3 separate regions of the Homo sapiens genome follow, and regions 2 and 3 are each linked to region 1. The links are chromatin contacts, found by Hi-C in ENCODE. All regions are on one chromosome and are shown on one strand. Each heading gives the region's core, a stretch centred on a gene start or an enhancer-like site at or near the end of the contact. The rest is flanking DNA. Distances are from core to core; before and after follow the strand shown.

Region 1 (3,514 bases), core at 262-2,761:
AAAAGAATTTCATGAAAATAGCAGTCCTTTAAAAGAAGCACAGCCAAACTGTATCAGCAACAGCTCATGTCTCCCTTGGGATACCCCCAGCCAAGGGACTATGTTCTGTGTCCCACAACACAGCCGTCAACCCTAGAGTGAAAATGAACCGAGAGAAATAGACCAAAGCTGCCTATGCCGGAAGGAGGAAACTCTGCAGGTCTCCTGGGAGTGTTGCCCAGCAACAGCTGTCTGTCCTAAGTCCCTTCCATGGGTCCCAGGGCTCCATCCTCCTGCCAGGATCTGCCTAGAGTCACAGAATCCTTTCCGTTTGGACCTCCTGCAGCTACTAGGTGCCAGGAAAGATAAAAATGATACTATTTTCCTGCTGCTTCATTCATTTGAATAATCAGATCATTTGAATATTCAAATGGTCTGCATTCAAGTGGCTTAATTCTAGTTTCACTTGAGCTCAACAGAGTTCCAGAACTAGGCTAGAAGGGCAGCTTGGAGGGTGGAAAACTGGGAGAAGACTCACTGGCTTGGATACAGAGTCGCATGAGGGCATGAAGGGGATACGGTCCTATAGTCTCAACACTTGCACCAATGGAGATGAGCCACTGGACTAACTTGGGCACTTGTTCCATCTTCTCATAAAGTCCAATGAAAACGTATTTCTGGGGAAAAAAAACACACAGGACAAATTATGGAAGTCACTAATCAATATGAAGCTTCAAACTCCTTTACCCATAAAGTATGGAATCAGTAAAACTTGGATTAGCTGTGGTCCAAGCCTAGGATTATTATAAATAACAAATTTGTGGTAAGGCAGCTGAAGGAGAAAGTACAAGACACAAGGAAGTGTATGTTTCAAGAAATCGCCTTGCGAGGCGCAGTGATTCACGCCTATAATCCCAGCACTTTGGGAGGCCAAGGTGGCCGATCACCTGAGGTCAGGAGTTCAAGACCAGCCAGGCCAACATGGCGAAACCCCATCTTTACCAAAAAATACAACAATTAGCCGGGCACTGTGGTAGGCGCCTGTAATCCCAGCTATTCGGGAGGCTGAGGCAGGGAGAATTGCTTCAACCCAGGAGGAGGAGGTTACAGTGAGCTATCATGCCACTGCACTCCAGCCTGGGCGAAAGGGCGAGACTCAGTCTCAAAACAAAACAAAACAAAACAAAACATATATATATATATATATAGATATATATAGATATATATATCACCTTACCTCAAAGAGACTTTTCAGTGATAACTCTGGGACATGAATATTTCTTGGTAATCGGTCTTTTTTTGCTGACAGAAGCAGAAATGACTGGTGGGAGAAGACAGAAAAGGCTGGAATAATAATGTTCTCCACATAGGTTATTAAAGCAAAAAAGTTATTTTAAGCTTTAAAACAAGCAAATAAAAAAAAACCACTCTCTAGCCTTGTCTTTTTTTAAAGTGCTTGCCAAGTTTTTCAGCTATTTGCTGTGACAATTAAAGTCTCTGTCTAGCCAACTTCCTGTTCCTGCTGAGGACTAAGGCCCCTCCACACTTCCTCAAAGCCTGCTGAGGACAGGAGCAGATGATGTCATGTAGCATTTCACAGCATAGTTGCAATGAGATTACAAAAAAAAAAGAGTAATTCCCTGCCAAGTTCTTAAGGCTTAGCAAGTGGAAGACTCAAATCCTTTAGAAATATCCCATCCCAATCAATTATTCCTCACATCAGCGTTTTAAAAGCCCCAAGTACTTGGAGCCCATTAGACCCTGTCAATGGTGTGCTGCAGCCGGCTCCTATCAGCTACTGAGTTGATGATGCACATCTCCTCCTAACTCCAAGTCTTGTATGTCATATTAGTAGCTGGAAATTGGCCATGGTGAGAGTATTTATACTACCAAAGTTAGCAAATGCTACAAATCGGGACCTTTTCTTTTCAGAGACCCAGTTGTTAAACTACTGACCCTATCTAAAGTTGCTGAAGAGACTAAATCCCAGAGAAGTTAAGCCAGTTTTCACAGGTCTCACAGCACATCTTGAGAAGCCCCTACTGAGATCATTCAGGTATGCTAACAGATCTAAGAATTCCCGGCTCTGTTATGACCATGACTGGAGACCCAGTCTCAGCTCCAGCCTCTCTCATGTATGGCTTTTGCCAGTGGACTTAGGACCACAGGAACTGAGCCCATGGCCACATCTCACTTCTAGTTTCTTTCAGATTGATACCCATTCTTTTTTTTTTTTTGAGACAGAGTCTCACTCTTGTTGCCCTGGCTAGAGTGCAGTGGTGCAATCTCAGCTCACTGCAACCTCTGTGATGCCCATTCTTAACTTTTTGCCCTAAACAAGCCTCGCTGCCCACACTCAACCCCACATGATAAGTTCAGCATTCTAGTGGGCAGATTGCTGGCCTTTTAAAAGATGCTTCTGTCTGCAGTATTTGGGAATTACCAGAGCCTCACTGCAGGTAGGATGTTGGACCTGCCACTTGGGCTGGATTCCTGGGCCCTCCCTTGACTGGCTGGGATAATAATCTATTAGGAGTTGCCTGTCTCCCATTCTCTCATTCTCTGCCTAGGCCATGGAGCTCTATTCATATCCACCCCACACTGGGAAGAGAGGACAAGGTTCTTTCCCTGAGTGCAGTAAATTAAACTATCTTCCTGCTAATGAGGCCTAAGGCCTCCTGCTCACAGATCTACCCTAGCACTTGGAATCACAGAATTTCAAAACTTTTTAAAAAATAAAGCTGGAAGGATCCTTATAAATCTCTTAGGCCAGCTACCTTATCCCAGGAGAAAATATCTCAAATGTCTTTTAATGGGACCCTGGATTTCTGACTACTGGTTCCCCAAGAGTTCAGTCTGCCTTCCTCAACCCTGCTGCCTGCCCTCCCAAGATTTTTTAATACAGGGGTAAGCTTCAGGGAGCCCATGGCTGGACTCCAGGAGGTTTCCCATGAACCCCCTGAAACTATACACATAATTGTCAGTGCATGACAAGAGAGCCCCACAGATTTCATTCGATTTCCAACAGAATCCATTACCTTGCCCAAAATTTAAGAATTCTCTATTCTAAAGTCATCCAACCTGCTAGGATCAGGAGTCCTTAATAGGTTGCCCTTGTTTTTGGTGACTTTTCTGGACTGCCCAGCTTTTGAAAGCCCAGGAGGGCTGTTCTAACCAAATTCGTAGCTTGGCCAGCCCATTCTCATGAGCACTTATAGCCTATCACCAATGACGACTACTATTCACTGGGCACTTAGAATATGCCAGGTATTATAAAACCCCTCAGCTCAATGCCTGGCACTGTAAACCTTCCACAAACATTACCTGATAGGTGCTCTTGTCCATTATTTCTGATCTCACCAAAACTCTGAAGAAATAGGTTTATATAATGCAACTTACAAATGAGGAAATAAGACTCAAAGGGGAAGTAATTAGCCCAAAATAGTAAGTGGGGGATTCTGATTCAAGGACACATCTGTGTGACACTGAAGCCCAGACCTCCACAGTCCACTCACTCCTCCATTCCATGGATTCC
Region 2 (3,514 bases), core at 300-2,799, 4.5 Mb before region 1:
TACTATTTCCATTCTTTTTAAATACTGTTAATCTGTGTTGGCAAGATTCCCTGTGGAGGGAGACAGGTATCTCTTTTGGATAACATTTTGGTAATAAACAACAAAATCTTAAACGTGCATATGCTTTCACTCAGTAATTTCACTTCTAGGAGTCTATCAGAAATATTCATACAGAGACCAGGCACGGTGGCTCACGCCTGTAATCTCAACACTTTGGGAGGCCGAGGCGGGTGGATCACGAGGTCAGGAGATCGAGACCATCCTGGCCAACACGGTGAAACCCCATCTCTACTACAAATACAAAAAAATTAGCCGGGCGTGGTGGTGCATGCTTGTAGTCCCAGCTACACGGGAGGCTGAGGCAGGAGAATGGTGTGAACCCGGCAGGCAGAGCTTGCAGTGAGCGGAGCTTGTGCCACTGCACTCCAGCCTGGGCGACTGGGAGAGACTCCATCTCAAAAGAAAAAAGAAAGAAATATTCATACAGATACAAAGAAGTACATCTAATTCTTTGCAGCGCTGTTTGTATTAATGAAAAACTGGAGATGTGCTGAATGCCCACCAATAAAAGATTAAGTAGGTCATTCTCCACCAGAGGCAATTTTGCCCCCCAGGGGACCTACAGCAATGTCTAGAGACATTTTTGGTTGTTGTAAGTGGGCAGTGGGTAAAGGCTGGCATCTCGTAGGTAAAGGCCAGGATGCTGTGATAAGACCACCTATAGGACAGCCACCTACAACAAAGAATTATCCAGCCCCGAATGTCAGTAATGCCAAGGTTGAGAAACCCTGGGTTAAATAAAGCCACTGCCATACTGGGGAATACTATATAGCCAATGAAAAGAAAAAGGTAAAATTATATTTGTATGACATTAAAGATCTCTAAGATGTATCATTTTAAAACTGCTTTTTTGAAACTTAATATGTGATTCTTACAATATAAGAAAACAAAACAAGTGGATTTTAAAACTACTAAATATCACTTCCCCTCCCCAGAGGCAAGTGCTGTTACCAGCTTCCTATGTGTCCTTCCAGAATTACCCCCAGCATGGACAAACATAGAATCTGGTTTTCGGTATGCTGCAAACAGGTGACTCTGCTGTGCAGTTACATTCAGAAACCAGTGGTGCATCATTGAGCTGCCCAAGGCCTGGAGCTCAGGACCCCGGACATATTTCCTAGATTATTCTCCCTCCCTTGGGTTTCTATGGCATTTTCATTTATAGATACAAAACAAAACTATGTGCTGGGGGGAATAGGAGCATGGGCAGGACTCTGGAGCAAGATTCTGATGTTGGTGAGTGAGACAGGACCTAGAGGAAGCCATGGGGCAGGTTTCTCAGCCAGTGGGTGTCAATGAGATTGCACAAAGGCTATTAGATGATGGTGACTTTAACAGGGAGGCACGGGTGAATCTCCTTACACTCAGTGCAAAATTCAGCCAAAGTTGGGAGCATACCACATTCCTCTTCCTGTCTGCCACTGCCAAGCAGTCATTTATGGGCCCACTAACATTTACAAATGCAGGTTCCAGGCACTGCATCCTCATCTGCATCTCTGACTTTCTGAACAAGCCTGGCTTTCATCTCCTGGGGATTTCCTGGAAAGCCTCTTAGAGTTGGGTCTGAGGCTTTTGATGTTAGCTTTCATCAGTTACTTCTCCTGCTCCTGCTTTCTCTCACTGAAGTATCATTCCAAGGTCAGATGCAGGGACAGTGGGGTTGGGTGACCTACCAGCATCCAGTCCAGGGCTTCCAAAAGGAAAGGTGTCTGGTGCCATCTTTAGCCAGACACAGGCACACTCAGTGGACCAGACTTGGCAGAGGCACGAGGGCTCAGGTCTGCTGAGGAAATGTTCCCAAGCATGGGTGGCAGGAGACAGGGTCCTGAGACCACCAGACACCTCCCCAGCCCAATCAGAAGCCGACGTCTCTTGAAAACTGCCTCTTGAGTTTTCTGTAGAGATTTTTCATCGTAGACCTCAAAATCTCATTTCTTTCTGGAAGGATGCTCAGCCAGGCTGAGAACCTGGGCAAACTTTCTGGCACCTGGCTGGTTGCGGGTGTACACTCAAGCTGCAACCAGACTAGTTTGGTTCCAGAGTCCTCAGGGGACCATCACTTTTCTCAGATCATGTCAGCTTCCTTCATCTCTTGTGAAATTTAAACCCTCTGCTCCTTCCAAAAAATCATGTCTTCTTTCTAGTAAGAATTCTGACAGAATGGAGTCAGAAAGGACACAGGTTCCAGGGAGTGATGTTTCTTATCTGGAATTCTAATTCCAGTGATTCTGTGGTATCATGGCTGGTCTGTGGGACCCTTGCTTTGAGTTGAGGGCTCTTGCAGTGTTACTTTTAAACCCCTGGACATGGCTGGGCACCGTGGCTCACACCTGTAATCCCAGCACTTTGGGAGGCTGAGACGGGTGGATCACTTGAGGTCAGGAGTTCGAGACCAGCCTGACCAATATGGTGAAACCCTGTCTCTACTAAAAATATAAAAATTAGCCGGCCGTGGTGGTGCACACCTGTAGTCCCAGCTACTCAGGAAGCTGAGGCAGGAGAATCGCTTGAACCCAGAAGGCAGAGGTTGCAGTGAGTGGGGATAGCGCCACTGCACTCCAGCCTGGGTGACAGAGTGAGACTCTGTCTCAAAAGAAAAAAATAGGCCGGGCGCGGTGGCTCACGCCTGTACTCTCGACACTTTGGGAGGCCAAGGCATGCAGATCGCAAGGTCAGGAGATCGAGACTCTCCTGGCCAACATGGTGAAACCCTGTCTCTACTAAAAATACAAAAATTAGCTGGGCATGGTGGCGCATACATGTAATCCCAGCTACTTGTGAGGCTGAGGTAGGAGAATCCCTTGAACCAGGGAGGTGGAGGTTGCAGTGAGCTGAGATGTTGCCACTGCACTCCTGCCTAGCGACAGAGTGAGACTCCATCTCAAAAAAATAAAATAAATAAAATAAACCCCTGGACATTTATGTTAGATATTTTATTTTTATGACAGTTCAATATAAAAGAACAAACCGTTACGAGAGGAGCTAGAAGGCACCTTAAGAGGCAAGTGAACCCTTTGGACAGCATCACTTTGAAGTTACTCTACACAGAAACATCTGTCTTCCAGGAGCCTCCCAGCTGCTTCACTCCGTCCTGAAGTCAGAACCCCTACCTCCAGTCCTCTCTGAATTCAGGCGTGTTTGTGCATTTGCTTTTCTAACTGGGAACACGAAGACACCTGAGAGGGTTGGAGCTGGCGGGAGGAGGGCAGGGATAAACACCCCAGCGCCTTTTCCCCACTATTGTCTTGTTCTTTCTTCCACTTCACCTTTGCTTTCTTTTTTAACTTGTATATTAAGTTCAGGGGTACTTGTGTAGGTTTCTTATATGGTAAACTTGTGTCATGGGAGGGGGTTGTTGTACAGATTATTTTGTCACCCAGGAATTAAGCTTCTAAATAATTCAGGGGGCCCCAGCATTTGCAGAAGTTACCTACTGGCTTTAGAAGAATTTCTG
Region 3 (3,514 bases), core at 727-3,226, 3.8 Mb before region 1:
CTCTACCCATTCATTCCTCCCTTTCCATAATTCTCAGCAACCACTGATCCTTTTACTGTCTCCATAGTTTTGCCTTTTCCAGAATGTCATTTGGCTGGAATCACACAGTATGTAGCCTTTTCAGTTTGGCTTCTTTCAACCAGTAATATGCATTTAAGACTTCTCCATGTCTTTTCATGGCTTGATAGCTCATTTCTTTTTGGCTTGGAATAAAATTCCATTGTGTGTATATACCACAGTTTATGTATCCACTTACCCACTGAAGGACATCTTGGTTGATTCCAAGTTATGGTAATTGTGAATAAAGTTGCTACAAACATCCATTCGCAGGTGTGTGCATAAGTTTTAACCCATTTGGGTAAATACCAAGAAGTGCAATTTCTGGATTGTATGAGTAGAGTATGCCTAGTTTTGTAAGAAACGGCCCAACTGTCTTCTAAACTGTATGTACCATTTTGCATTGCCACTATCAATGAATGAGAGTTCCTGTTGCTCCACATCCTTGTCAGCATGTGACGTTGTCAGTGTTTTGGATTTTGTAGTGGTATCTCATTGCTGTTTTGGCCTATATTTTTCAAAAATGACAACGGCATGACAAGAAAAGCCGAGGAACCAGTTTAAAGGATATGAAATAGACTAGATGTAACAGTGATCACGGATGGACTGCATCCTAAGAGAAAAAAGTGCCATGAAAGACATAATTGGAACAGCTGACATAACCGGAAATGGAACATGATTAAAGTCTTCTATCAGTATTAAATTTCCTAAATTTGATTGTCTGGTAGTTTCATTCTTAGGACATACATACTGAAAGACTAAGGGGTTGGGCACGGTGGCTCACGCCTGTAATCCCAGCACTTTGGGAGGCAGAGGCAGGTAGATCACCTAAGGTCAGGAGTTCAAGAACAGCCTGGCCAACATGGCAAAACCTCATCTCTAGTAAAAAATAGAAAAATTAGCCAGGTATGGTGGTGTGTGCCTATGATCCCAGCTACTCGGGAGGCTAAGGCAGGGAGAATTGCTTGAACCCGGGAGGCGGAGGTTGCAGTGAGCCGAGATCGCGCCACTGCACTCCAGCCTGGGTGACAGGGCGAGACTCCGTCTCAAAAAAAAAAAAAGGAAAAAAAAAAAGAAAAAAAAAAGACTAACGGACAGTGGGCCTGATACATGCAACCTATCTCAAATGAGTCAGAAAAAAATGTAAAGATAGAAATGTGGTATAACGTTAGCAACTTGTGAATCTTGATGAAGGGTATATAGGAACTTTTTGTACTGTTTTTGCAGCTTTCTTGTAAATTATTTCAAGATTTAAAAGTTTAAAGATTTTTTAAAAGTGCTGCCATTAACATTCCATCCATATTTTTTGATGCACACGCGCAAGCTTCTCCAGCATATTCCACCGAATGGTGTTGCAGATTCATAAGGTGTGCACATCTTCAACCTGACTAGCTATACAGTTTACAAAGTGCTGACATCCTTATTAATTTTATTTTTGCACTGTCTTTTTCTCTCACTAAAATTTAAGGTTGGGCAGTGCTATTAAAAGTGCGGCCCTTGGGCCCGCAGCATTAGCCTCATCAGGGTGCTGGTTAAACACACAAATCGTCAGACCTCCACCCCAGACTTTCTGAATCAGAAACTCTGGGGGCACAGCCCAGGAATCTTCGTTTTCACAAACCTCCAAACGAATATAAAGATCGTAGATTATATAGACCGTAGGGCCGATGTATATAATCTATTAGGGCCGCGTCGGCCTTGCAGGCGGGTCTCCAAGTGAATGAGCGGCAGAGTCCCATCATGCGCATCAGCCTGCGTGAACCAGTGCGCAGCGCGCCTTTCCCGGGCACCCTCTAGGTGCTGGCAGCTGGCGCCCAGATCCCCCGGCTGGGTGGGGAGGGGCGGCCGGACGGGGCGGGCCGGAGGCTGGCGTCCCCGCCCCGAAAGCACTGGGCCCGCCGCGTCGCACCGTCCTCTTTCCTTTCCTTCTCCCTCCCCTTTTCCCTTCCTTCGTCCCTTCCTTCCTTCCTTTCGCCGGGCGCGATGGAGCCGGGGCGCCGGGGGGCCGCGGCGCTGCTAGCGCTGCTGTGCGTGGCCTGCGCGCTGCGCGCCGGGCGCGCCCAATACGAACGCTACAGCTTCCGCAGCTTCCCACGGGACGAGCTGATGCCGCTCGAGTCGGCCTACCGGCACGCGCTGGACAAGTACAGCGGCGAGCACTGGGCCGAGAGCGTGGGCTACCTGGAGATCAGCCTGCGGCTGCACCGCTTGCTGCGCGACAGCGAGGCCTTCTGCCACCGCAACTGCAGCGCCGCGCCGCAGCCCGAGCCCGCCGCCGGCCTCGCCAGCTATCCCGAGCTGCGCCTCTTCGGGGGCCTGCTGCGCCGCGCGCACTGCCTCAAGCGCTGCAAGCAGGGCCTGCCAGCCTTCCGCCAGTCCCAGCCCAGCCGCGAGGTGCTGGCGGACTTCCAGCGCCGCGAGCCCTACAAGTTCCTGCAGTTCGCTTACTTCAAGGCAAGTCCGCCTCGCCCCGTCCCAGGCCCCGGCCCCGCCCCTGACCCAGCCTCCAGGCCCTAGCCCCGCCCCTGCGCCCGGGGCCGCGTTGCCCCTCCAGTTCTAGACCTGGCTCCCTCCCATCCAGCCCTGCCAAAGGTCTCCTCCAAGTCCTGTCTCCTTCTTCATCTCAACTAGAGATGAAAATGCCTTTCTTGAAGGGTAACTCTAAGGTAGAGAATACGTACACAGAACGCAGTACAGCGCCAGGCACCCAACAAAGTGCCTGATAAATGTTCTCTGTTATTTGAGGGCAGACGCCTCTTTTCTGTATATACCATTAAAGTCGCCTTTTTTCTCAAGTGAGCGGTGACTTGCGATAATAAAGCAGAAGACCTGAGGAGCCGACAAGTACCTTTTATTTTTATTTTTTGTTGAGACAGGGTCTCACAGTCGCCCAGGCTGGAGTGCAGAGGCGCTATCATGGCTCACTGCAGCCTTGACCTCCTCAGGCTCAGGTGATCCTCCACCTCAGCCTCCTGAGTAGCTGGGATTATAGGCGCGCGCCACCACACCTAGCTAATTTTTTGGTATTTTCTGTAGAGACAGAGTTTCGCCACGTTGCCCAGGCTGATCTCGAACTCCCGGACTCAAGTGATCCTCCCACCTCGCCTCCCAGAGTTCTGGGATTACAGTCGTGAGCCATTGCACCCAGCTGACTAGTTCCTTTTAAAGAGGATGAAATTGAGGCCAGGGAAGGGCAGGGACTCCTTGCAAGGACACATCCCTGCTTAAAGGGGAACTCGTGCACCGTGAGTCATCAGGATTGGCCCTCTCCGCTGTTTCTCTCTTTCATCTAGAATTTAACACAGTTCACTGCCTCCTTTTAATGGCTGCTTAAGTTCTCTCTGTGATTGCTGGCTAAAAATAGCCACAAATTGCAGTTCTCTATCCTATGGGTTCTCACTCCGAGGACCCACAAGTTTTAAGAATGGTTAGATTCCCTGTCACTAGATAAAGAGGC

What was found. A loop is a pair of places that touch in the nucleus more often than their neighbours do. Pooled maps may share reads with other maps.
Region 2: a loop to region 1 is called in a map with no recorded cell type, with 4 times the contacts of the local background. The contact joins two enhancer-like sites. A Hi-C loop is called at or near these places in 2 of 37 single-sample maps with no recorded cell type and 2 of 50 pooled maps.
Region 3: a loop to region 1 is called in a pooled map, with 2.5 times the contacts of the local background. The contact joins the promoter of CRTAP here to the enhancer-like site in region 1. A Hi-C loop is called at or near these places in 4 of 50 pooled maps.

The regions. Positions count from the first base shown.
Region 1 is chr3:36,891,685-36,895,198 of GRCh38, forward strand. TRANK1 (tetratricopeptide repeat and ankyrin repeat containing 1) reads right to left here. Exons shown (of 24, transcript NM_001329998.2): 6 at 1,217-1,300; 7 at 518-656. Among named protein-coding and RNA genes, the nearest start is that of TRANK1, 52 kb to the right of the region's middle. Within about 2 kb of position 1,512, at least 13 of the 41 ENCODE cell types and tissues checked have a DNase peak (open chromatin) inside an H3K27ac peak, as active enhancers do.
Region 2 is chr3:32,434,947-32,438,460 of GRCh38, forward strand. The region is part of intron 1 of CMTM7 (CKLF like MARVEL transmembrane domain containing 7); the gene reads left to right. Among named protein-coding and RNA genes, the nearest start is that of CMTM7, 45 kb to the left of the region's middle. RefSeq lists an enhancer at 1,669-2,350. Within about 2 kb of position 1,550, at least 5 of the 41 ENCODE cell types and tissues checked have a DNase peak (open chromatin) inside an H3K27ac peak, as active enhancers do.
Region 3 is chr3:33,112,038-33,115,551 of GRCh38, forward strand. CRTAP (cartilage associated protein) reads left to right here and starts at 1,977. Exons shown (of 7, transcript NM_006371.5): 1 at 1,977-2,511. The coding sequence starts at 2,041. RefSeq lists silencers at 1,807-2,106, 2,547-2,736 and an enhancer at 2,688-3,514.